2 separate regions of the Homo sapiens genome follow, and region 1 is linked to region 2. A link is an interaction called in ENCODE POLR2A ChIA-PET data of the cell type or tissue named here. Cell type or tissue: PC-3. All regions are shown on one strand.

What was found. ChIA-PET counts read pairs that join two places held together with the same protein. Peaks named below come from ENCODE experiments on the same cell type or tissue, not always from the same donor. Only the 100,000 strongest peaks of a DNase experiment are listed, where the experiment ranks them.
Region 1: POLR2A ChIA-PET joins it to region 2 with 11 read pairs; 12 of 35 experiments call an interaction of 5 or more read pairs at or near these places.

The regions. Positions count from the first base shown.
Region 1 is chr2:229,832,731-229,840,730 of GRCh38, reverse strand. It overlaps TRIP12 (thyroid hormone receptor interactor 12), which reads left to right. Exons shown (of 42, transcript NM_001348323.3): 6 at 3,747-3,883. Among named protein-coding and RNA genes, the nearest start is that of TRIP12, 85 kb to the left of the region's middle. In PC-3, no CTCF peak of the experiment used is centred here; no DNase peak of the experiment used is centred here; H3K27ac peaks cover 1,084 bases.
Region 2 is chr2:229,924,902-229,932,901 of GRCh38, reverse strand. The region is part of intron 1 of FBXO36 (F-box protein 36); the gene reads right to left. Among named protein-coding and RNA genes, the nearest start is that of FBXO36, 6.4 kb to the right of the region's middle. In PC-3, a CTCF peak has its summit at 1,961; DNase peaks (open chromatin) are centred at 1,991 and 4,791; H3K4me3 peaks cover 1,374 bases; H3K27ac peaks cover 2,921 bases.

The DNA.
Region 1 (8,000 bases), 92 kb after region 2:
TTTTGTTTTGTTTGTTTTGTTTTGTTTTTTGACGGAGTCTTGCTCTTGTCACCCAGGCTGGAGTGCAGTGGCGCGATCTTGGCTCACTGCAACCTGCGCCTCCCGGGTTCAGGTGGTTCTCCTGCCTTAGCCTCCCTAGTAGCTGGGATTACAGGTGCCTGCCACCCCACCCAGCTAATTTTTTTATTTTTAGTAGAGATGCGGTTTCACCATGTTGGCCAGGCTGGTCTCCAACTCCCAACCTCAAGTGATCCACCCTCCTCAGCCTCTCACAGTGCTGGGATTACAGGCGTGAGCCACCGTGCCCGATGATTTTTAAAAAATTATTTAAATTTTTTTTTACTTGAGTAAAGACATATTCTAACATAACTGGTATTATCTTTGTGAATTTCTCCGCAATATTTATTTACATGTTTCTACTAAGTTCTAATCATTCTATTTCTTGACGATACTTTTATCTTCTACTTTTCCTTTGTTGTTAACGCTATTTTCACAATACTGTTGACAGTAGCAGGACCTTTGACTGTTTACAGAGTTCTCGTCTGCCAAATATACTTCTAATGAGCATCTTTATGCAGATTTGGGTTGTTTTTAAAAGGTAGTTAAATTTCCCAATAGTGTGATTAATGAATCAAAAAGGATGCCTGTTTTAATGGCTGTACTGTTGCCCAGTTGGTTTCTAAAAGTGTTAGAACTAGTTGCTAAGTTTAATGAATGGAGGGGGAAATGTACTTAATTTTTATAACACCTTTCGCTCAAGAAAAGGTGTAGTTATTATGTGTGTTCTCTCCCATCTCCAATTCTAGATTCTAGTTGCTGTAGATCTCACTTTCAAAACAACTATCTTTGATGTGATACAGTTAATATTTCATATACTTTTATTAACTGATTGAGAATCTTAGCCTAAAGGTAAAAATCTCCTGCAACTTCCTCTCGGCTTTTCAGGCTTGGTCGGTTAGTCAGGTGCCATTCCGCTGCTAATTATTCAGTAGCTATATATGAGTTCTCCGTCTTTGTGTAAGTCATGCCACTTTTTTCTTTTTTTTTTTTTTGAGATGGAGTCTCACTCTGTCGCCCAGGCTGGAGTGCAATGGCACAATCTCGGCTCACTGCAAACTCTGCCTCCCGGGTTCACGCCATTCTCCTGCCTCGGCCTCCCGAGTAGCTGGGACTATAGGCGCCCGCCACCATGCCCAGCTAATTTTTTTTGTATTTTTAGTAGAGATGGGTTTTCACCATGTTAACCGGGATGGTCTCGGTCTCCTGACCTCGTGATCCACCTGCCTCGGCCTCCCAAAGTGCTGGGATTACAAGCGTGAGCCACCGTGCCCGGCCAGTCATGCCACTTTTAATGAGGAGGACACGTTCTGAGATATGTGTCATTAGGTGATTTTGCCATGCAAACATCATGGAGAACACTTAAAACAAACCTAGATAGTATAGCTTACTACACATCTAGGCCGTGTGGTAGCCTGTTGCTCCTAGCCACAAACCTGTAAAACACGTTACCTTACAGAATACTGTAGACAGTTGTAACACCATGGCAAGCATTTATGCATCTAAACATATCTAAACATAGAAAAGGTACAGTAAAAATAGGGTATTAATAATCTTGCAGGACCACGGTCATATACGTGGTTCGTCCTTGACAGAAACAACATTATGCAGCACATGACTGTAGCTTGTTCCCTCTAGTAAATGCATCAACACTAGTAATGCAGGGGGGAATGATTTTAGCTTACGTTTTCCCACTCAGGTTAGCAGAAAGGTCTTTCCACTTCTTTTGGTTCTTATCTCTACTCTTGGCGGTGTTACAATAGCGACATAAGTAAACAGTACAACTTGGTGCCTATAAGTCATAAGAAATATAGCTTTGCCACCTTAAATCTTTTCAACCTGTTTTTAAATTTTTTAGATTGTTTAAAATATCTGGATTTAGTACACCTGTTTGCTTTTGAGGTTGCATAGCAACTTTTCTGAGGATTTCTGAAGAAACTTCTTAGTTTTCCAGAGTTTTTGTCCTATTTTGGGCCAAATTTTGAATCTTAATTACTCAAGGTTTAGTCTGAGATGCAAACTGGATTTATTGTGTCTGAAAATTAATTTTAAGCCATATGCGAAGTCAGGTAATCTAGTGTTGTAATTGTCTTGCTTGCCCTGCTGTTCTCTGCAACCGTCTCTCCTTCTACTCAACGATAATTAGCACGTGCGAAATTACCCACTGAGGCATGATCATGCTGTGCGCAGGCCGTCTAATCTAGCCACCTGCTTGAAGTGCTCTTCATGGCAAATCTTTTCTGAATTAGTTGAGATTCTGCTTATATACAGTGCCTTGGTCACCTACTAAGGGTGTCCTTGTTTCTCTTTAGAGTAGCACTCCTTGAGGGCAGCAGCCCTATGTATCCAAAGTGGTCAGCCCAGTGTGTTGGTGGAGATTAGATCTTAAATGAGTGAATTTGAATCCCACTAATTTGTACCTTTGTAAAATGGGTTGGGAATGAGCTGTTTCCTTGTGAAGGAAAGATTAGTTAAGCAAATTTCTGTGTAGGGAAGCTTTTTCTGTAATGAGAATAAACTCTTCCAGTGCTCTCAGGTAAGCCAGAGCCTTCCTTTGTAGGTCAGTTGTGCCTGCTTCTCTCACTTTACTGTAGTGTGACTTTAGTCTAAAACATGTCTTTAGTAACAGGTTTCTGCCTTTCTTGAGATAATTTGGGGAGCTTTTGTTTAAATGCTATCAAGTTTGAATAATTTTGGGGGAAGTATTTTTGCTTCTCCCTGGTTTGCTTACTGATTTCGCTGTTGAAGGAGAAAAAAAGGTTTATTATCAATAAAATGTAATTTTCTATAGGAGAAATAAGTGGTCATTCTTTTTCCATAATTTATTCTGTGTCTCTGTCCTAGATGAATATCTTTCCCAAATGTTATCTGTATTTATTAATAATATTAAATCCATAATTTAAAGAATGGAGTTATTCATTATTAGGATAGTTATTTTTATATGATTTAGGTAATCTGGAACACGGGCTGGGAAATTTTTTTCCATCTCCTCCTCCTCCCTTCCTCGCATTCTCAATGTTAATCTGCAGTTCTTTTGTATAATTTTTTTGTTGTTGCTGCCGCCCAAGATGGAGTGCAGTGGCATGATCTCGGCTCACTGCAACCTCCGCCTCCCGGGTTCGAGCAATTTTTTGTCTTGGCCTCCCAAGTAGCTGGGATTACAGGCGCATGCCACCACACCTGGCTAATTTTTGTATTTTTAGTAGAGACAGGGTTTCATCATGTTGGTCAGGCTGGTCTTGAACTCCTGAGCTCAGGTGATCCACCTGCCTCAGCCTCCCAAAGTGCTGGGGTTACAGGCATGAGCTACCGTACCCAGCCAGCATTAATATATTAATCCACTATTTACCCTGGAAGTGATGCTCTATTTTAAACGAATTGAATTTTCTCTGCAGAAAGAGTCACTTTTCTTTTTAGTTGGAAGTGTTTTAAAAATCGTTTCTGTTTCTGAGGATGACAACAGCTCACAGTAACAAAAGCTTGTATTGTAAATGCAATATAACTTGGAAGAATTTTAAATATACAAAGTCTTGGTTGTTATACATGGTGATTTTGTGCACTTACTTTTATTTAAAAAGAGGACGAAGAAGAAACTGGCTTTGTGCTCCATGAATTTGAGCTTTGTGTTGTGTATACATTGCTCCTGGTTCACTGGTAATGCTGCCCATGATGACATTTTTCTGTTGTAGTCGGCGAGGCTCTGGCCTGGGCAAAAGAGGAGCAGCTGAAGCTCGTCGACAGGAGAAAATGGCAGACCCTGAAAGCAACCAGGAGGCAGTAAATTCTTCAGCTGCTCGGACAGATGAAGCTCCCCAAGGAGCTGCAGGTAGATTGGTACTTCTTAGCTTTAAAATGCGTTTCTGTCTTTTACAGATTTGATGGGCAGAGGGAGGGAAGTATGCTAGGTGTTACTATCGTATAAACTTCTTGTTCTGTTTTGTTTTACTTTACCAGTTTGATATTTTGATTAGTTGGATTTGGTTGCCATTTTAAAATTCTCATCCAAATTTGCTCTAATTACATTCAAAAGGCTTTTAGGAAGAAGCAAACTCTGTTTAAGCTTTTTATATATTGACTAGTGTGTATAATTGCCCATTGATTGAAAGAATTTAAATTCATAGTAAAAATGTAAGGATATAGTTTAAATTGCTTCACACATATATAAATTTTAATTTAGAATTTTTGTAAGCCCTAAAATACAAGTATTCAGTTTGAACCTTAGCTGTAAGAATAGTATTTATATTGTTATGGGCTTCTCATTTTTATTCTTGATATATTAGAAGCACAAAATTAAGGCTTTTCTCTCAGCTTTAAATAATGTACCCATTACCTGTACCAAAACAAGGCTAATACTTCAACTATTAATTCTGGCTGATGGATATCAAAATGTAGTTTCTGTTGACATTTCTCAATGACATGAACAACTGATAAAAAAATGTTAAAATCAATCACTATAGGCTTATATGTATGAGTCCCTTAAATCAGATGATACACACAGGTTTAGATACAGGCATATACTTCCTTTTGAATAAAGATATTTCAGATACTATTGTTTACTATTAGGATACGTTGTCATTTTCTTTAATGTCTGTGGTTGATCATATGTCATAGTTTGCCAGGAAGGTTGTGGTTTACCCGCTATTGATGTCTTCTTGTTTTTTCTAGCTTAGGATTTTTTTCTTTTAAGCACTACACTTTCTTAGTTTTATATGATAAATTATATGGTGGGAGAGGAGTTTTTTCCCATATTTGTTTTCCTAGAATAGTTTTTTGAAGGTTTAAATGGTAGATATTTGGAAAGTCCATTTAATTGCAACTCATTAAAACTGGTTGTGACTCACAGTCTGTCCCAGTGCTGTACGCTCCTTCCCAGTCTTCTAATGTTTATTTGAAGCCTGAATGTGGAAATGGGGCAATTCCCAAATGGGTAACAGAAAAGGAGCTGCAGGCTATTAATGTAGACTCACTACAGTAATTATTATAACTAATATACAGTGTACACTACATTGCAGTCCAGCCATAGTATTAAGCACTTTACATATATTCTTATTTAATATTCCAAACAACCTGCTGAGGTATGAGTGTTATTATTACCATTTTTTAAGTGAGGAAAAACGGAGACAAACATTGCTTATGCTTGCTCAGGGTTACAAGCTGTGATGTGTGACTTCCCAAAGCCAGGCATATTTGTAACAGCATTGTTGTCTAATGCAGTTACAAGAGTTTATATAATTTATACGAATATATAATTGAAGGCTGGAATGGGAACGGGGTTCAAAATTTTGTTCCCCTATTTATTTACCTAAGAGGATAAAAGCATACAGGAATCAGGCTCATCCGACTGCCTTTCTAAACAGTTCCAGGCATTACACTGTCATTTATGTTTCAAATTACAGTGTGGTACAGGTGTTTCCCAAGCTGTGTATTGTAGCTGGTGATAAAAAATACATGTGGCATGTGCACTTGTATTAGAAAACTGACTTCATTACATTTTGGAGGATAGATCTCTTATGAATTATAGGAATTTCTCTGCTGACTCATGAAAGTATTTATGGGGAAATAAGCTAATTATTTAGCAGCTTTACGTTAAGTTCTTCATGATAATGTGCTTTAGTTTCTGCATGTGTAAAATGGGAATGTAGAAGAAAATACCTAAATTAGTATGGTGTATAGGTTTGTGGACTTAGAGCTCTTTTTGACAAGTAAACGTTTTCGGATAGTACTTGTATAGTCGATATAAGACTCCATTGGAAACATTTATTTGGAAATAATGTTGTTATTATTTTAAAAAGCCCAACCACATTAGCTCTTCATGTAAGAAATGCTAGCCTTTGAAGTTGAAAGTGTAGTGTTTGCCACGCTTTCCCACGAGTCAGAGGCAGACTCCTGTGCATTCTTTTTTTTTTTCTTCTTTGAGGAAAAGTTTCTCTCTGTTGCCCAGGTTGGAGTGCTGTGTTGCAATCTCAGCTCACTGCAGCCTCTGCCTCCTGGGTTCAAGTGATTCTCTTGCCTCAGCCTCCTAAGTAGTTGGGACTACAAGTGCCTGACACCACAGCCGGCTAATTTTTGTATTTTTAGTACAGAAGGGGTTTCACCATGTTGGCCGGGCTGCTGTCCAACTCCTGACCTCAAGTGATCTGCCCACCTTGGCCTCCCAAAGTGCTGGGATTACAGGCGTGAGCCTCTGCACCTGGTCTGCTATGCATTCGTAGATTTGGACATAATCAGAACTGTACAGACCTTTATAGTGTTGATAAAGTCTTGCAAATGCTAGTGGTACTAAAGTAAGGAATGAACTATTTTTCTTTATGCTTGTAAAATAATGTCAGCTTCATTTTGCATTGGGTAGCTTTATAGTTTCGGAAGAAATGATCAGGGTTAGATCACATAAAGAAAGTGGTCCAATTTTGTTAACTTTGCATCAATTGGTTAAAGTATAAAAATTTGTCACTCCATGTAGAATGTTTGCATTCTGATTTAGACAACATCTCTCCAGTATTTTCACTTGTGTGTATTGGAAACTGTCTTACACAGTACTGTGAAGATAGGCTAAGACTAAACGGGAAATATCTGTTGAAAATCTGGCATTGGATTTTATCTACTGATAGTCACATTTTTATATTTGACTCTGGGAACAAATCTGGCCTATGCCTAAGGAGGTTTGAAGCCTTGACGAAAGAACTGTAGCTGACTGCTGTTGATTAATTACATTTTCGTATCTGCATGACCTTACAGAACAGCTATCTCTATACTACTACTTAAATTAGCCAGAGGCTTGGCTGGTTTAAGTCTTCTAATTTTGTAAAACATACAAAACTAGTAGTTTTTTTGTTTTTTTTTTGTTTTGTTTTGGTAAAACCAAACTAATTTTGTAAAACATATACAAAAATAGTTTTTATATATGTTTTACAAAATTAGATAACTCATAACTCATATCTAAACTCCCACTTTAGATAACCTAAACTACTTCATAAAAGGGAACAAAAGCTTAATACTTGCTATCAGAGGTATGGCAAAAGAATCCTTTTCTTCACAATTAGTTTCCAATTTCTGTCAAAACCAGCACCCTACCCTCTACTGATAATCAGACTTCTGGCAGTAGCTCACACCTGTAACTCCAACATTCAGAGGCCGAGGCAGGTGGATCACTTGAGTTCAGGAGTCTGAGATCAGCCTGGGCAACATGGTGAAACCCTGTCTCTACAAAAAAATACAAAACTTAGCCAGACTTGGTGGCATGTACCTGTGGTACCAGCTACTCAGGAGGCGGAGGCAGGAGGATCGCTTGAGCCCTGGAGGCGGAAGTTGCAGTGAGCTGTAAATTGCACCATTGCACTTCAGCTTGGGCAAGAGAGCAAGACCCTGTCTCAAAAAAATAAAAATAAAAAAGATTCTGTGGCTCCCCAAAGGTTGGGACCCTGCTATAATAGAACCTTAGCATCTCTTTTAATTATGTTCTTCTATAGGTTTTATGTTTTGATTAATTGATGTCTTTGTGGCAGTGCAGTTTGAGATATTCATTATGAAAGTCGTTAGAATAAAATATTTAAGAAGTAATGTTAGGTAGAAACCTTTAATGGTTGTAGGTCTGGAGAACATTTTAAAGTAAAATCAAGTAGATTCTCTGATAAATAAACTTAAAAACCCAGCAGTACTCTAACAGGTTAGATTTCTGTGTGTTTGTTTTTTAATGTATGGGCTCCAGAGTGTGTTTTAAAAAATACCCACTATTTCATTTGTTAAAACTCGGTATTTGCTTCCTACATAGATGGAATAGTCTTAAGATAAGTTTAAGAGCCATTTCAGTTATTATTGTACCTAGTAACAGTATTCGTTAACAGCATTTCTGTATAATGTGAAGAAGCAACTGTATTTGAATTAAAAATCACTGCTAAAGAATATATTTGAGTCATACAGTTTCTAAGGGTACAACCTGTGAAGTC
Region 2 (8,000 bases):
GAGATGGGGTTTCACCATGTTTGTCAGGCTGGTCTCCAACTCCAGACGTCGTGATCCACCTGGCTCGGCCTCCCAAAGTGCTGGGATTACAGGCGTAAGCCACTGCGCCCGGCTATGCAAACTCAATTTTTCTGTAAGAAAAGAAAAGAAAAGAAAAAAACAAAACTCCAGTGCTTTTTCCAGTATAAAACACCACTTTCTTTTCTTTTCTTTCTTTTTTTTTTGAGACGGAGCCTTGCTGTGTTGCCCAGGCTGGAGTGCAGTAGTGCGATCTCGGCTCACTGCAACCTCCATCTCTCAGGTTCAAGCGATTCTCCTGCTTCAGCCTCCTGAGTAGCTGGGATTACAAGTGCGCCACCATATCCAGCTAATTTTTTTTTTGAGACAAAGTTTCACTCTTCTTGCCTAGGCTGGAGTGCAATGGCGTGACCTTGGCTCACTGCAACCTCCAACTCCCGGGTTCAAGTGATTCTCCTGCCTCAGCCCTCTGAGTAGCTGGGATTACAGGCACCCACCACTACACCAGGCTAATTTTGTACTTTTAGTAGAGACTGGGTTTCTCCATGTTGGTCAGGCTGGTCTCGAACTCCTGACCTTAGGTGATCCATCCGCGTCAGCCTCCTAAAGTGCTGGGATAACAGGCGTAAGCCACCGTGCCGGGCCCTGGCTAATTTTTGTATTTTTAGTGGAGACGGGGTTTCACCATGTTGGTCAGGCTGGTCTCGAACTCCTGACTTTGTGATCCGCCCACCTCGTCCTCCTGAAGTGCTGGGATTACAGGTGTGACTACTGCGCCCAGCCTAAAACACTACTTTCTTAGCTGGGCATGGTGGAACGGGCCTGTAGTCTCTGCTATTTTCAGGGGGCTAAAGTGGGTGGATTGCTTGAGCATGGGAGTTGGAGGCTGCAGTGAGCTATGATTGCACCACTGCACTCCAGCTTAGGTGACAGATCAAGACCCTGTCTAAAAAAAAAAAAAAATATATACACATATACAAGCAAAAAACCAAAAGAAAACAAAAGACTACTTTCATGTGAAACAGCATTATATTTTATTTTTTTGAGACTGAAGTCTCACTCTGTCGCCCAGGCCAGAGTGCAATGGCACGATCTTGGCTCACTGCAACTTCCACCTCCCAGGTTCAAGCGATTCTGCTGCCTCAGCCTCCAGAGTAGCTGGGATTACAGGCATGCACTACCACACCCAGCTCATTTTTGTATTTTTAGTAGAGACGGGGTTTCACCATGCTGGCCAGGCTGGTCTCGAACCCCTGATCTCTTGATCCGCCTGCCTTGGCCTCCTAAAATGCTGGGATTACAGGTGTGAGCCAACATGCCGGTCGTGAAACATCATTTTAGAGTTGGGATAAAGCTTAGTGATCTCTTAGACTAGTAACCTTCTTATGCTGATGAGGCAAATAGGGCTCAGACAAATTAAGTGCCTTGCCCCAGGTCAAGAGCTTGCAGACTGCAGGAGGAATGAAAGGATCCGTGACTCAGTGACTTCCAATTAAGTGCTCTACTGCCCCATATAATTATGAAGCAAATCTGTGTCACTGTAGGGTGAGACCAAATTAACTGCCCAGATTGAGCAGGCACTCACAGGTACCAAGTGAACAATTTACCTGGGAAAAGGTGATACTGGAACTATGTCCAGCTGTCATGTGATTTTGAAATGAGGATTTAGGAGCCACTTGACTAGACTAACTAAACAGTGAATACTGTTATTTTTAAGAGTTTAATCACCTTACTTGGATCATGCCATCCCTCTCCTCAGAAAAGTGCCATATGCCACTTAAAAAAATTAAAAGAAATTAAAAATTTCTGACTAAAAGGGATTTCACAACTTAAATTGGGCAGATCCTGGAGTGTCACAAGACACAATGTTTGGGAATCATTTTTCTGAAGTGTGTCAAACATGAGGAACAGAAGAATAATGCAGTTTATTATTATAAACACCTGGCCTAACCTGTAGGGCAGGGAAGGGAATGTTTGCGCACTTGCTGCCATCAGGAGGAGCAGTGAGGGGGTAAATGACAGCAGGAGGGAAAACCACAGCACACCTCGAGGAGGGCTCCAGCACAGCTGAGCTGGGCTGAGGTTCTCAGGTGCAGTGGCGAAGGGGTAAAGCATCTCTCTTTTGTTTTTGTTTTGAGACGGCATCTCACTGTCGCCCAGGCTTGAGTGCAGTGGCGCAATCGTGGTTCACTGCAACTGTTGCCTCCCAAGTTCAAGCAATTCTCCTGCCTCAGCCTCCTGAGTAGCTGGGATTACAGGCGCCCACCACCACACCCAGATAATTTTTGTATTTTTAGTAAAGACGGGGTTTCACCACGTTGGCTAGGCTGGTCTCGACCTCCCGACCTCAGGTGATCTGCCCACCTTGACCTCTCAAAGTGCTGGGATTACAGGCGTGAGTCACCGTGCCCAGCCTAAAGCATCTCTCTTAAGGGAAGAGGGAAGAATAAGGGACTGTGAAAGAAAAACAAAAAGACAGCTGAAAAGAGGAGTGTAAATCAACACAAACAACAGAGATGAGGAAAGTAATTATTTTTCTGTAAGATACAGGGTCTCATTCTGTTCAGTGGAGTGCACTGGCACGATCATGGCTCACTGCAGCCTCAAACACCTAGGTTCAAGTGATCCTCCCGCCTCAGCCTCCTGCGTAGCTGGGACTACAGGCTCATGTCACCATGCACAGCTAATTATTTTTAAAAATAGAGAAGGGGTCTTGCTATGTTGGCCAGGTTGGTCTTGAATTCCTGGCCTCGAGTGATCTTTCTGCCTAGGTCTCCCAACGTGCTAGGATTACCTGTGTGAGCCACCACGCCTGGATAATTTTTAGATTTTTTTGTAGAGATGAGATCTCGCTATGATGACCAGGCTGTGGAAATACATAAGCACAAGTATGATACTGACTTTTGGAATTTAAAAGGAGCAGCAGTAGTTCTTTCTGTGTGGAAACATTTTGGCTGTGGACGGTGGTCAGTGGGCAGAATGGGCATGATAGCTTAGAAGTCTGCAAAATATTCTTTCTTTTTTTGAGACAAAGTCTTACTCTGTTGCACAAGCTGGAGGGCAGTGGCGTGATCTCTGCTCACTGCAACCTCCACCTCCTGGGTTCAAGCAATTCTCCTGCCTCAGCCTCCCGAGTAGCTGGGACTACAGGCGTGCGCCACCATTCCCAGCTAATTTTTTTGTATTTTTAGTAGAATGTTGGCCAGGCTGGTCTTGAACTCCTGACCTCGTGATCCATCTGCTTCATCCTCTCAAAGTGCTGGGATTACAGGCATGAGCCACCGCGCCTGGCTGTGTCTTTCTTTTTCTTTTTTTTTTGAAACAGAGTCTTGCTCTGTTGCCCAGGCTGGAGTGCAGTGTCCTGATCTCAGCTCACTGCAAGCTTCGCCTCCCAGGTTCAAGCCATTCTCCTGCCTCAGCCTCCCCAGTAGCTGGGACTATAGGCGCCCGCTCCCACGCCTGGCTAATTTTTCTATTTTTTTTTAGTAGAGACGGGGTTTCACCATGTTGGCCGGGATGGTCTTGATCTCCTGACCTTGTGATCTGCCTGCCTCAGGCTCCCAAAGTTCTGGGATTACAGGTGTGAGCTACCATACCCAGCTCCTTTAGTTTCTCAAAGGTAATTATTACTTATATTAAAAAGAAAAAGAGGCCGGGTGCAGTGGCTCACGCCTGTAATCCCAGCACTTTGGGAGGTTGAGGCGGGCGGATTACTTGAGGTCAGGAGTTTGAGACCAGTCTGGCAAACATGGTGAAACCCCATCTCTAATAAAAATACAAAAATTAGCCGGGCGGGGTGGTACATGCCTTTAGTCCCAGCTACTTGGGAGGCAGTGAGCCAAGATCATGCCACTGCACTCCAGCCTGGGTGACAGAGCAAGACTCTGTCTCAGAAAAGAAAAAAAAAAAATGAAAAGAAAAAAAGGTCAGAAGTTTCTAGACACTAAATCCTCCTTAAGGATGGGTACAGAAATTCATGCTTGTAATCCCAGCACTTTGGGACACAGAGGCGCAAGGATTGCTTGAGCCCAGGAGTTTGAGGCTGCAGTGAGCTGACTGCACCACTACACACCAGCCTGGGGGACAGAATGAGATTCTGCCTCTAAAACAAACAAAAACACCAAAAATCCTCCTTAAAATTTTGCAAGGAAAATTGCAAAATTAATCATTAATCAATTTGCACTCTAAAACTGTAGAATTAGAATTATTTTCCTTCCACAAAAACAGCAGGAGTTTGGGACACAGCTATCAAAGCTATTCAATATTCAATATTCAATATTCAGCCTCAATATTCAATGAGGGAGGTGGGTGAAAGGTGGTGCTGGCCCAATAGGGGGAATACAGGCAGGACACCACCTCAAAGTAACAGTTATCCATTTACACTTTCATTTTAAATCTTTATTGCTTTTCTCTGATTATAAAAATAAATGCTCATGGTAGAAAATTCAGATCTTCCAGAAATATGAATGCGGAGAGTAAAAATCTGTAACTCTTAAGAGTGCATCATTCCAGCTTTTTCTTTTAAGAATTATTTAAAACCTCACTAACATTTATTTAAAACACTTTTTTAAAAAAGTAGGATATGCTATGTTTAATCCAGCAACTTGCTTTTCTTGCTAAAGATTTTATTTGGTCTACTGAGTAAACAGAGATCCACCGCATTGTTTTTGAAAAGTTGGATAGTATTCTATGGCATGAATGAATCACAGTTTAACCACATTTCCTCTCATGGAAAAATGTTTTTACAATTATTGACTTTGGTCAATAATCTTGCTCACATATCCTTGTGCACATGTGATAGCATTTTTGGATATCCAAATCCTAGAAATGGATTTGCTGGGTCAAAGGGTGTGTGCATTAACATTTTTATTAGACTGCATTTACATTTTAAATCTTCAAAATTGGTCTGCAGTATGAAATGGCACTAGCTCAATTTTTTGTTGTCTCTCGCCCAGCCATCACCAAGTCTAGTTTAATTCTTTTGTCAGAAGTCATTGAGATGACAGCTTCCTGTCACAGGCTGGCATGCAACCTCAGGTGTTTTCAGTCTTTAGTGCCACAACTCTAATGCACTTCAAAAATAATTGCCATTTTTTTTAGAGGGGTGAGCTTTTTCATTTTTTTTTTTTTTTCAAATGACACTAGCTTCATATATCTTTTTGGAGCTTTGGATAGGATTTAGAAAAAGAGATAAAACAAGACGAATCTATTGCCCAATTCTTCCTTCTTTCATCTGCTGGAGTTAACTATAACATATTGGTGCTCTTCGGACAACCACCTGGGTTATTGGCTGCAAGAGGCCGTATCTGCCAGTTCCCATCTACTTAGCATACCATTATTCTCTTTCTAACACTTTTCCAGTATTTGTCACATTAAACCTAAGTTAACTGTTCTGGCCACCTAAGCAACACTTCCATTTTGAGAGGACAAAGAAGACAACATTTCAAGAGTACAATACTGGTAACAGTACCCTCCTGGACCACTTAGAATAAAGTGATTTTTTGCTTCTTCTAAACTCATAGATTTTAAAACACCTGCACTCATTAACTTGCCAATTGGTCATGAACTTCCTTTGGAGTTAAAAAAAAATACAACATATAAAAGATTAGTCATTAAAGTGTTTTTACAAATCAAATACTAGCTACATTCTCCCCACTATAAATAGGAATATATATGTGTCATGAAAGTACAAACTAAATAATATTCAAGATTCTTTCTAGCCCTGGCCAGGTTTGGTGTCTCACCCCTGTAATCCCAGAACTTTGGGAGGCCAAGGCGGGCAGATCACTTGAGGCCAGGAGTTCAAGATCAGCCTGGCCAACATGGTGAAACCCCATCCCTACTAAAAATACAAAAATTAGCTGGGCATGGTGGCGGGTGCCTGTAATCCCAGGTACTCAGGAGGCTGAGGCAGGAGAATCACTTCAACCCAGAAGGTGGAGGTTGCAGTGAGCCGAGATCACCCCACTGCACTCCAGCCTGGATGACAGAGTGAGGCTCTTGTTGCAAAAACAAAAAAAAAACAAAGATCCTTTCCACCCCTAACACTTTATTAATCTACTGGTTTTCAAAGAATTAGAATCCAATATAAGAAAATATATGTAAACTACTAGAGCTAGAGTAAGAATAACAGTATTTTTTTTTTTGTTTTTGAGATGGGGTCTCACTCTGTTGCCCAGTGGTGAGATCTCGGCTCACTGCAACCTTTGTCTCCTGGGTTCAAGTGATTCTCCTGCCTCAGCCTACCCAGTGGCTGGGATTACAGGCTCATGCTACCATGCCCAGCTAATTTTTTTATTTTTAGTAGAGACAGGGTTTTACCATGTTGGCCAGGCTGGTGTTGAATTCCTGACCTCAAGTGATCCACCCGTCAGGCTCCCAAAATGCTGGAATTACAGGTGTGAGCCACCACACCTGGCCAAGTAAATCTTATTTATTTATTTATTTATTTTAAAGACTGAGTCTTGCTTTGTTGCCCAGGCTGGAGAGCAGTGGTGTGATCTCAGCTCACTGCAACCTTTGCTTCCAGGGTTCAAGCGATTCTCCTGCCTCAGCCTCCCGAGTAGCTAGGACTACAGGCGTGCATCACCATGCCCAGCTAATTTTTTGTATTTTTAGTAGAGATGGGGTTTTGCCATGTTGGCCAGGCTGGTCTCGAGCTCATGGCCTCAAGTGATCTGCCTGTGTCGGCCTCCCAAAGTGCTGAGATTACAGGCATGAGCTGTGCTCAGCCCCCCCTTTTTTTTTTTTTTTTTTTTAAGAGAAGGGGTCTTGCTATGTTGCCCAGGCTGGTCTGAAACTCCTTAGTTCAAGCAATCCTCCCACCTGAGCCTCCCAAAATTCTGGGATTACAGGTTTGAGCCACTGTGCCCAACCCTTGAGTGAATCTTTGATTTAGAAAGCAGCGCACTATTTTTTCTAAAGCTGGAGATCATCATTATAAAGATCAGCTTCGAGAAACTAAACTGACCCCAAGCTGTAATCCAAAAGTTATTTATTTGAATAAAACCCCTCTCCCAAGACCCAAAACAACATGGTATCAAGCAGTAAAAGAGAAGTGCCTGTATAAGCATACAGTATATTTCAAATGTTACTATATAAACAAAGAAAATGTTTATGTATAACATTTATATTCTGGACTATGTCAGTGGTGGTATGACACTAATGAGAGAAATATCTGCCCTCAAATCCATGTCAAATGTGCAGTTATTTGGATTTAAGGCCAACGAAAAAGATGCAGTGAAAAAGAGACTAAAAAACAGAATCAGCATGAAAGAAGGATTCATCTAAATCTGGGGCATAATTTGGATAATATACAACATTAAAAAAATAAAGACAGGAGAAAGGGGAGGAAATGTACAAGAAATAATTTTAGAAAGTCATTCCAGAAAAAAAATCTATCTTATAAAACATATTTTAATGCTAGTCTTTTAGTACTTATTTATGTCAGGCCACCTCTTACTGGATGTTTGGTTTCCTGTGCTGAGACTCAGAAAAATTGTCTTGTGGTTAGAAAATAGCATATTCTCAAGGCAGTTGACTGAAAAGTATATTTTTTTGGCATGCCATTTTTTACAACAAATTTTACTTTAAAAAGAGGGTGAATTAATTAGCTTGGAGATTAACTCTCACTGGTAGAAGTGTAGTGGATTTATTCAGCATGCTTAAAAAAGAAAATGGATCAGAATTTAGGATTTTATATATATGTAACTGACAGAACCTGAGATAAAGGAGAGTTTTTCACTTGCAAAAAATAAAAAATAAATAAATAAATAATAAAAATAAAGAAAGAAAAAGAAAAATTAAGAACACTGAAGGGATGGTGGGAAAGATTTCTTAAAAAAGAGTAGTTAGGGCCGGGCGCGGTGGCTCACGCCTGTAATGCCAGGAGATAGAGACCATCCTGGCTAACACGGTGAAACCCCATCTCAACTAAAAATACAAAAAATTAGCCGGGCGTGGTGGCGGGCGCCTGTAATCCC